2 separate regions of the Homo sapiens genome follow, and region 1 is linked to region 2. Evidence: chromatin contacts called from ENCODE Hi-C or POLR2A ChIA-PET data. All regions are on one chromosome and are shown on one strand. Each heading gives the region's core, a stretch centred on a gene start or an enhancer-like site at or near the end of the contact. The rest is flanking DNA. Distances are from core to core; before and after follow the strand shown. Region 1 overlaps PDGFC (platelet derived growth factor C). Region 2 overlaps PDGFC (platelet derived growth factor C).

Region 1 (5,054 bases), core at 1,574-4,073, 130 kb before region 2:
AAATTATGAATTAAATCTGATTCCTGATGGCACATACAAGACAGAAACAGAATGAAGGTTGCTGAACAGTGAAGAATAAAGTCAGAAGGAAAAGGAAATCTCACAGGAAGAAATCCCCTGAAGAGGAAGCCATGAAGGAAAAAAAGTCAGTGCTATCACAAGGTGGGGAGTGAAGGATGCCAAGGAAGGAGAGAGAGAAAAATCACAGAAATTGGCCCAGATGATAAAATACAGCAGAGACTGAAAAAAATGAAGACCAATGAGTAGCCTATGATTTTTCCAGGTTGACACAAAGAAAAAATCTTCAGTGTAATAAGTGGTGTAGAAGAATGGACATGGAGTAAAGTGAGGAAGTGAGACATCACGTTTTTAAGAGAGAAGGAGATAGTGGTTCCAGGATGGAAGGAAACATGTTTTGTTTCTTTGCTTGTTTTGGAGGTTTGGGGGAGAGCCAGAGGAGAGGAAAAGATTAAATGTGTAGCAAGAGATAAGCCTTCTATTTTTAGAAAGTTCTCCTACCGTTGATATTGGAACACAGGTGAAATAACTGTAGAGCATTAAGCCGCATACCAAATAATCACAATAAGAACTGAGCTTATTTGGTAGGGAAGTAGGTACTAAGTTTTGGAGGAAGTGATCCTTGAGATAATTTTTGACCAAGCGAGGGATTCAGCATTCACAGAACAGCTTCTCGCCATTTTTCTTGAAAATCTGTCTTATTGCCACTTTGATGTCCTGGTACCTATCTTGTGGAAACCTCAGTTCCATTGGAACATCCAATTAACGTGTATATTTAGAGGACTTACTATGTCTCATAATCTGGGCTGCTCTTAGCACTCCAAGTCTGAGAAAGCAACTTAAAACTAATAGATTTTGTCCTGCTTAAATATTATTCCTTCACAATATTTCAAAATATATAATATAGTATGTTAAGTAAGCATGGAATTATTGTCAAGCTAATAAGTACATATTAACATTGCTATTTTTAGGTAAAATAATTATCTTTACATTTTTAAATTTCCTCATTCTCACTGTCATCCCAAACCAGGTGCTGGTTACCTATGACCTAAACTGTGGCAAAGTGTTCTTATTCTTCCTTCTATGACTCAGGCTTTTCCAATGCCGTGTCACCCACAATCGATCATTTGCAGGAGGTTAATGTCAGATAATCTTCTTATAATAGAGTTCTGGTTGTGTCTACTCTAGTCAAGCTTGGATTGGTGCTTCATAAACTGTAATATACATACAAATCACCTTATTAAAATTCAGATTCTATTTTAGTAGGTCTTGAGTGGGACCTAAAAGTTTGCATTTTAACCACCTCACAGGTGATGCTAATGCCATCGGACTGAGGACCAAACTTTGAGTAAGGAAAGTCTACATTGTTGTTCTCCATGGCTACTGTGCTGTCACCCCAGTCTTCTAATACAAAAATTACACAAAACTGACCTCTGCTCACCCCAGAGATCTGTACTTTCCTAACTCCATGTATTGCTCTGCCAACTCTTTCAAACAATAAATTAATTTAATCCAATACACAAAAGTGCGTGTTGTGGTGATTACTGTGTCACATCCTGAAAACAGGTAAACAAAATGTCCTTTGTGTGCTTGATGTTCATAATCAGTGTTGTTTGTATTACACTAGACATATGCTTAGAATGCCCAAGGACTCAGGGATGTTCTACTTTTGGGTCAGGAAGGGCTTCTCATGGGGTTATCACTGAGTAGGGTCTTGAAGGACAAATAATTCACCGGAAAAGGAAGAGAGAGTTCTAAGCAGATGGTGCGGACTTGTGAGAGAGTACAAAGCCTATTCAAAAATGAACTACTTTTGGTGAGAAGTAAGATTGAAAAATTATTCATTAATTTTGAGGGCTGTGTCAGACATACTAAGAGCATGTTTAGATGCAAACTCATGAGATGCTTGGGCACCACTGAAGGACCTTGGCTGATGGGTAATGATTATAGCCTTCTGCGCCAATTCCTAATAATAAGGGTGTGTCTTTTTGTTTATGCTTGTATTCTTACACCTATAACAGATCATTAAATATTCATAAATTAATCAGGTTTGATTTTTGTTTTTTAAATGCATTTTACATTTTTCGTATTATTATTTTATCAGCAAATAGGGTTTTTCCCAGCTTTGAGTATAGCTGACAATTAAAAACTGAATGTTTACCAAATAAAATGGAATGTTTTGATATATGTATACATTGCAAAAGGATTACCACAATCCAGCTAATTAATTTATCCATCACCTCACGTAGTTATCTTTTTTTTTCGTGGTGAAAACATTTAAGACCTACTCTCTAAACAAGTTTCAAATATATAATTGTTTTCTTTCCAAAATAAAGGTACTTCAGGATGATTGTAAAGGACAGAGAAGCTAGAGGCTGGGACAGCATTTTGAAGGCATTTGCAGCCGTTCAGATGCCAGACAGTGGAAAAATAGCCAAGTGAGTTAGTGCCTGGGGTGTGGAATGGAAGGGAACCATCATCTCTCCTTCATGCTGCGTGTTCAAAGCCAACGTGGATTTAAGGCCCTGTCTGACTGGTCCCCTCTCCGCCCCATAAAGCCTTCCCTCTTGCCTTCAGTCTAATATGTCTCTCTTCTCTAAACTCTCAGAATAGTGCAGAATTGACCACTTTCTACCTTGGATTCTAATTATATATGTGTTTTAATCTCCCATAATTTTCAAGTGTCAGAGAATAAAATGTTGAATAATCTCTAGCCTAATGCCCCACTGGATGGCAGATCTTTTAAGTGAAGTGAAAACAGCCCACTTAGACCCAACACAGCTTGTTCTGCTGCAGTCTTGGCATCTGGTGTCATAAATCATCATTGATGGGTTCTAAACGAGTCATATGCCTTATTTCACAGCTGGGGGATGCGCCTAACGTCTGGCTTCATTTTAAGGAACTACAAGGGGCTAACTGGAGAGCCTCAATCTTTTTGCTTAGACTGAGTAAAATGAATGCACAAAGAACATGATTGGCAAAATTATAATGATGACTGCTTAGAATGTTATTTCCTCAATAAGAAAAAAAAATGTATCATTTCCAGGAAACTTATTTTTAAACAGGGAACTTTAGGATAAAGTTTTATTGCAATCAATTTATTATAGAGAAGAGCATGACCATCGCAAGTTCATTTTCAGTAACTTTGACGTATTTTTTGTTTTGAATTATTTCCCCTTTTGCTCTTTCTAGTTAACATAAGATATAACTCATGTGCTTTCTTATTTTTAGTTTGTTTTTCTCTTTTGCTTTGAGGTTTTGAGATTGACAACTGTGATTTATCCCAGAGAAGGCAAAAATCTTGAAAAAGTCAGTCTTTTAAAAAGTCACTCAAAGAATATAGTTTTTTTTCCCTTGGAAATAAAGTTGATTTTCTCAGCTCTGATCCTATGAGATTATGGGCAGAACTAAATAGTCCTTAGTTCTGGCATGTGGACAAAACAGAAGCAGACCCTGGAGAGAGAGTTCAAAATTCATGACAGTAAGCACATGTTCGGTATGCCAATATTTATGGTGTCACAACCAAATTGAAACCATAACCCTCTGCTATTTACGTAAGTATGGTGCCCAGACTGCACAAGGTTATGCCTATGTTTCCCAGTAAATTTAAGGCAATAGAAATGTTCAGTACCCCTAGAGACCAGACTATTTATTTTCATGTTCATTTTGTTTCTCTATATGAGGCAGAGTGAATTGTCTTAATTTATATTCATATTTGAAGTCAGCCAGAATGAGAAGGAATGGCATTTAGTGAGGATAGAGAATGGTTTTGTGCTTTCATATGTAATGTATCCAGGCCATTGTGTCCTGGTATTCTTAGTTTCTGAGCTGGGGTGAGTTGGGGGTATTGATTATTGATAGTGAACATAGACTGCTTCTTAGATGGGTAAAGCTCAATGTTCGTATCTTACGTCTTATGCTCTTAGAGAACCTGGGTTTCACCACTTTGGTCAAAAACAGACACACATACTGTTGGTAAGAAGTCATGTTTTATGTCTTTTTATAGAAACTTTGAAAGTATTATCATTCTAAAGTATTTATCGTCCGGTAAAATTTTAAGAACAATGAAGTTTCAGAACCACTATTGAGAGTACATCTTTTTTTCTCTACTTTTTCAAGACAAAGATATCTAGTAACTTAAATTATAGTAACATCGTCATGCACTTGTACAGCAATATAAATGAGAAAGATAATAGAAAAACCAAATAGCATATCACATTTGCTGAATGTGAATACGTTCTTAATGAACCTTTTTAGAATCTCAGACTCCTTCTGATCCCTTTACCATTAGTTGACTTTAGTCTAGAAAACAACTTGGACAGTAACCAGATTGCTAGGTGTCTTTAGTAAGTTGGCTGTTTGATTTGGCTCTTTGAGAGGTGGTCCTATATCTCTGTCAAGGGAAAGTTTTTCAAAACAATTGGTGACTGGAAAATGAGGAATGTTTTGTGCAAGAAGGGAGGCTTTCTCGTTTACAGGATAAAAGACATTTTGGAAGAGTAACTCCCAAGTAAGCAAATGAAGCTTGACTATGTAAATCCTTTTACTTAAGGGATAGAATCCAAGATATTTAAGAAGTCATTTTATTTCTTGAGTTCAGTTATTTAAACATTGTGCTTAGGCTTTTTGTTGGTACTCCAAACATTTTATTAAGATTTCCCTTGGTGTTTTCATAAAAAGACAAAATTCATTATGTTTTATTTGTAAATAATTGTCTTAAACCTAGATGAAAGAGAAAACAAACTTTTCTGTATCATATTCTTTCAGACTAGTTATTCAGTGTTTTTTATGCCCCAAATTTGAAAATGATCACAAATTTTTCACTGATCTGTTTATGTCTAATTTTGGTGCTGGAAAAATAAAAACAGATTACTTAGGGTGTTTAAATCCTGTACAGATTAGTAAACAATACCAAGGAAATTTACTTGGTGTTACTAGAAGGTTGAGGAAGGTTACTGGCTTTTGCAGTCCATTAGTAGATCAATTTGTTAAATGTTTAGTGCTAGGAATCTCATTTATCAGGAAATATCTTAGGC
Region 2 (5,303 bases), core at 399-2,898:
TGCTAAATATTGGGGATACAAAGATTATTAGATGGGCCCCTGGCCTCTGGAAAGCATTGAATAGTAAAGGGATAGGCATACAAAAAATATAATTCTAAATAGTCATGGGTGTGGTAGGGACCATGCTGCAAAGACATTGCAATCTCTGCCTATAGGACTCACAGAAGGCATCTCTGAGGAGTAATATTTAGCTGAAATCTGAAGGAGAAGTGGAAGTGGGCCAAGTGAAGTGGAGAAAGTTATAGTATTGGTAGTAAATAACTTAATTGATCACATTTTTCAATATTGAGCATGGAATCTTTTGTTTTAAAGAATTGCATGCTCGATATTTTGAAAGCCACCATTAGATAGTTTTTAAGAATATCCAATGAAATGTACCACCGTATGTGCTTGGAACCCATTAGTCATAACTTGGTGATATAAAGTACGTTCTTGACCTATGACAGGACTATTATTGCTGGAGTTGCTGTACCAAAAAATGTGATCATATTTGCCATCTGGTGAAATATACTGTCTCGCCCAGGTTGAGGTCCACAAGTGACTAAATGACCAAAATGACTAAAGCCCTAAGTAGCCCACAATTACTCAGTTGCCTGTAGGTCCACATGGAGAATGGAAAGTTGTGTTTCATCAGATCTCTGAACTGAAGGTCATGGTGGGGGCAGGGAAAGGATGCACAGTGCTTTATCTTTTATTTTCCTTTGTAGTTTGAGGTGCGTAAGTTCTCATATCAACCAAATGGAATGGTATAATGCTAGTGCCATAGTGTCACACAGTTGACAAGGTCTGAGGACATGAAGTTTTTTTTTTTTTTAATGCAATTCCTGTCTTCAAAGAGCTTATTTTTAGAATTGTATTTGCTGTATATTTTAAGACACTTAAATATGTACTTTTCATATTTTAATTCTACTTTATATAAAAATACTTATAATTTTTCAACTTAGTAATTGAAATCAGAGTAAGTAAATTGCTACAAATGGCCAATTGTTGGACCTCAGTTTTGCTTATATGTGTAACAATTAACACAGCTTTTCAGATACATTTTTGAAGTAATGGGCCCTGTTTCTATTTGGTTCTATTAAATTAGTGAAGTAGTACTAGTGGGAAGGTTCTCACACTACCAAGTGGTTTGAGACTCTTGTACTTAATTTTTATTTTTGTTGTCTATAAGATTAATAAAATTGAGAAGTGATGCACGATTGATCCTTGGTGTTTGCAGAGAGGGATATTGAGGCTCAGTGAAATAAATGGGTAGATAAAAATTCTGAATATATGAATATAACTCACGAGATAATAATAGCTTTTATTTAAAAGCTATCCTACCTCTTCTGTCAAGGAGAGAAAAATCTAAGAAATAACATCTGTAACAAAAGAGGAAATGAAGTGAGTGATATAATTGAAACTGTCAAAAACTGCCAAATTTTCTGGTGACACAAGAGACTATCAAAGGATATGGTAGGAATCCTAGATATTAAAGCACTTTGAAGGGGTAATTTTAACAGGATAAAGCAATAAATAAATAGAGAGCAAGAGGAAAATTTTAAAGTGAGAAAAAGAAAGTAAAATAAACCTAGGGCCAAAAAATCTCTGCCTAGGGATATTGCCCAGGATGGTAGATTTAGCCAAGTGGGCACTCGGCCTAGAATTTCTTATTTCCCTTTTCATGCTACAAAATATGAAGTAATAGCCTTAGCAGGACTTATTACAATGATGAAATCACCTAACAATCTGAAATGCTGCTTCCCTTTATGTGAAGATATTTGTTTTGTTTTGCTTCTTGAGAAATGGCAGTCTGTCTTTCTTCTTAATTCCTCGTTCAACAATCCATTTCTGTGAAAAATATAATCCTGTATATTCCATAAACCCCTTGGCATTGGAAATAAGAGTGATGATCTTAGTAGATCATAAGAGTTAGAAAGTTGTTTTCCTACTTTTAACATGTGATAGGAATAAGATTACTTCTATTTCTAATTTCTCAAATTCTAAATTTCTCATAATAGAAGTTAAATTATTTTTCTTTTGTTCAATATCTGAAGTTTCAGAAAATATTAATGTCTGTACTTCACTAAATTTCCATTAAATAGTTTAGTTTCCACAGAATCCCATTCTCTAGTGAAGATTGATTTTCTTAAAATTGCTAAGTAAACTTTAATTTTAAAAAATGTGTATACCCACTTTAGCTAATTCTGCCTCTGGAGTCTGCATTTTTTTGGATATTTTTATGTTGTTTACAGTATTCCAAGTGATTGATTTTATTGATTGGTCATGAATATTCTTAAAGTATATACAAGCTTACTTAGGAAGTAATATATAAATGAAAGTGATGTAAGTAGAATTTTACCTGTTCTATCTGTACGTTAAATATACCATAAGAGCACACACATGCTAATTATATTTCCAGAATACAATTATATATACATGCATATATATACACACACATATACATAATTACATATATACATATGTATACACACATTATTTTTATAATGGTCACTGAAGAAAAGGGAGAAAAAGCAAAAAACCAGTCAAAATTTCTGATAGCTCTTTGAGTCATTCTTGTACCTTAAATTAGAAAACAGAGGTAAATTTCTTTCCTAGAAATCTGGAACACTAATGGAGTTTTCATTAGATAATTAAAACCTCTGCCACTTATTAAGCACGGTCTTGATGCCGGATCTCATCTGTCATTACTTCTTGAAACTGTTCTGATTGGCTCTGTATCTGTTAAGAAGTAAAGGACATAATCTGTATCAGAAGAGTGAGATGGGGCATGTGTCAGGTGTATCCCAAAGTGTGCTTTTGTGTTCTAAACGGTGACCTTTTAAAGTGTGATTTGCGCTGCAAAATGTATAAGAAAAAGGATTTTGTGCTGTTAGAAGGCACTTGTGGTCTGCAGTAGTCAGAGATCTCCAGAGCCAGAGTGCTCCCTCACCCGTCAGCACTTTGGAAGAGTTTTGTGAAAGTGACAGAGTGAGAAAGAGGTATTATATTATATAACATTTCCGGCGGAAGTAGCTTCATTTGCCTCAATGGGACGAGAGCTTCTCCTGATCTTTGGCCTGCATGTTCGGAGGAGAGGCCTTGCAAAGTCCAGGACTCCACTGTTTCACGCATTTGCTTTGCCTCTTAACACTCCCATGTGTACATGTGTGTTTTCTTATTTCCTAATAGCAAATCTTTGAGGACCTCATCATATACTGGTGTTTATAGTTGGTTGCCATGGATTGGATATTACTTGTAGAAAATTATTGTCTTTGGTGATAACAGTGCTGTATTGACCTTGGAAAATAATAAAATTTTCTGGCAAATGTAGTAATGGGTATGTGTGTGTATGTATGTACGTATGTGGGTATTGCGTAAGCATGTAGTCTAAGCTGCATATTTTTTGACATAACAGCACACATCTAACTAAATGTGATTTTGTTCTTAAACAAGAAAAAAAAAACTAAGATTTAAAAAAATGGTCCACAGGACCATTGGATTTAGTTTTTTGTTTTGCTGAAGAGGAACCTGAAGTCTAAGCCATTTTTATATTGAACACCTACTTCTTTAGAATCATCAGTCATCAGTCAGCATTGAAATGCTCTGCTCATTTGCTTGCGTTTGTCGAAGTACAAGTGTATCAATCTGTTATTTTTTTTTTTTTTGAGATGGAGTCTCACTCTGTCACCCAGGCTGGAGTGCAGTGGCGTGATCTCCCCTCACTGCAACCTCTGCCTCCCACATTCAAGCGATTCTCCTGCCTCAGCCTCCCGAGTAGCTGGGACTACAGGTGCCCGCCACCACACCCGGCTAATTTTTTGTATTTTTAGTAGAGACGAGGTTTCACCATGTTAGCCAGGATGGTCTCAATCTCCTGACCTCGTGTTCCGCCCACCTTGGCCTCCCAAAGTGCTGGAATTTCAGGCGTGTGCCACTGTGCCCAGCCAATCTGTTCTTACTAAAGGCAAATTTTGAATAATGAATTATCTTGGATGAACAGAATTTTTCTTAAGCTTCAGAGAGTATTTTTCCAGATGCATTTATAGGAAACCATTTCATTATAGAATAGATATTCATTAAACATAAATGCTTAAAATACTTCAAAAATGCTCATATTTGGGAACTGTACCTGAAATTCTCTAATATCCTAAAAGGAACAATATTTTTATTTCACTTTGGTTTGTTCTAAAACAAACTCATTTTTCATTTTCATGGACATCACCAAGACCTAAATTTGTATATATAAATGAAGAATTAAAATGGCTTATGCTGCTGGTCAGCTGTTTAAATATTTTCTTTTAAAATCAGGGTTGAAGTCATGGTATTGCTTTGATAGGCCTTTAATCCTTTTCAAATTTTATTATCATGCTACTTAAATGTTTCTCTCAGCTTTTTATAAATCCATATCTAAAGTCCATCACCTTTTGCAAATGTAGCAATAATACAGAGCAGATAAAAGTTGAAAGAATCTAACCTATAGTAAATCCTTTAAAGATGCCTTGATTAATTGTAAAATGATAAAAATTTGACTCATCTTCACCTTAAACAGAAAATAATTTCCTTTACAGTCACCAAAAATTACAATGGCATGGTGGCTCATTCCTGTACCCCAACACTTTGAGAGGCCAAGCTGGATGGACCACCTGAGGTCAGGAGTTCAAGACCAACCTGGCTAACAGGGTGAAACCCTGTCTCTACTAAAAATACAAAAATTAGTTGGGCGAGGTGGCAGGTGCCTGTCATCCCAGCTACTCACAGCTACTCAGGAGGCTGAGGCAGGAGAATCGCTTGAACCCGGGAGGCAGAGGTTGCAGTGAGCCGAGATCACACCACTGCACTCCAGCCTGGGCAACGAGAGTGAAACTCCATCTCAAAAAAAAAAAAAAAAAAAAAAAAAAAAAAAAAAATCCAACTCAAAGCTGGATATGGTGGCTCATGACTGTAATCCCAGCCCTTTGGGAGGCCAATGTGGGAGGATTGCTTGAGCCCAGGGTTTGAGCAGCAGCCTAGGCAATAAAGACCCCTTCTCTAAAAAAATTTGAAAAATTAACCTGGCCTGGTAGTGTGTACCTGTAGTCCCAGCTACTTGGGAGGCTGAGGCAGGAGGATCCCTTGGGGCTAGGAGTTAAAGGTTGCAATGAACTATGATTGTGCTACTGCACTCTAATCTAGATGACAGAGTGAGACTGTCTTCAAGAAAAAAAAAAAAAAGAAAATTGCATAATCATACTAACATGTTCCTGACTTTTTATAGATATGTTTAGGCAACACTGTTCAGCTATACAAAGAACATAATTTAGTTGAGAGGAAAACAGTGTATC

Evidence for each region. Hi-C counts contacts between places; a loop is a spot of excess contacts on that map. ChIA-PET counts read pairs that join two places held with the same protein, here RNA polymerase II (POLR2A). Pooled maps may share reads with other maps.
Region 1: a loop to region 2 is called in a pooled map of ovary, with 2.5 times the contacts of the local background. The contact joins two enhancer-like sites. A Hi-C loop is called at or near these places in 10 of 168 maps with a recorded cell type or tissue (CD14-positive monocyte, MCF 10A, adrenal gland and 6 more) and 13 of 50 pooled maps. POLR2A ChIA-PET finds 5 or more read pairs at or near these places in 3 of 52 experiments (BJ, MCF 10A and OCI-LY7).

The regions. Positions count from the first base shown.
Region 1 is chr4:156,952,625-156,957,678 of GRCh38, reverse strand. All of the region lies in intron 1 of PDGFC (platelet derived growth factor C), which reads left to right. Among named protein-coding and RNA genes, the nearest start is that of PDGFC, 17 kb to the left of the region's middle. Within about 2 kb of position 2,823, at least 2 of the 41 ENCODE cell types and tissues checked have a DNase peak (open chromatin) inside an H3K27ac peak, as active enhancers do; they include CD14-positive monocyte and ascending aorta, where a contact is called at or near this core.
Region 2 is chr4:156,825,761-156,831,063 of GRCh38, reverse strand. All of the region lies in intron 2 of PDGFC (platelet derived growth factor C), which reads left to right. Among named protein-coding and RNA genes, the nearest start is that of PDGFC, 140 kb to the left of the region's middle. Within about 2 kb of position 1,648, at least 4 of the 41 ENCODE cell types and tissues checked have a DNase peak (open chromatin) inside an H3K27ac peak, as active enhancers do; they include CD14-positive monocyte and ascending aorta, where a contact is called at or near this core.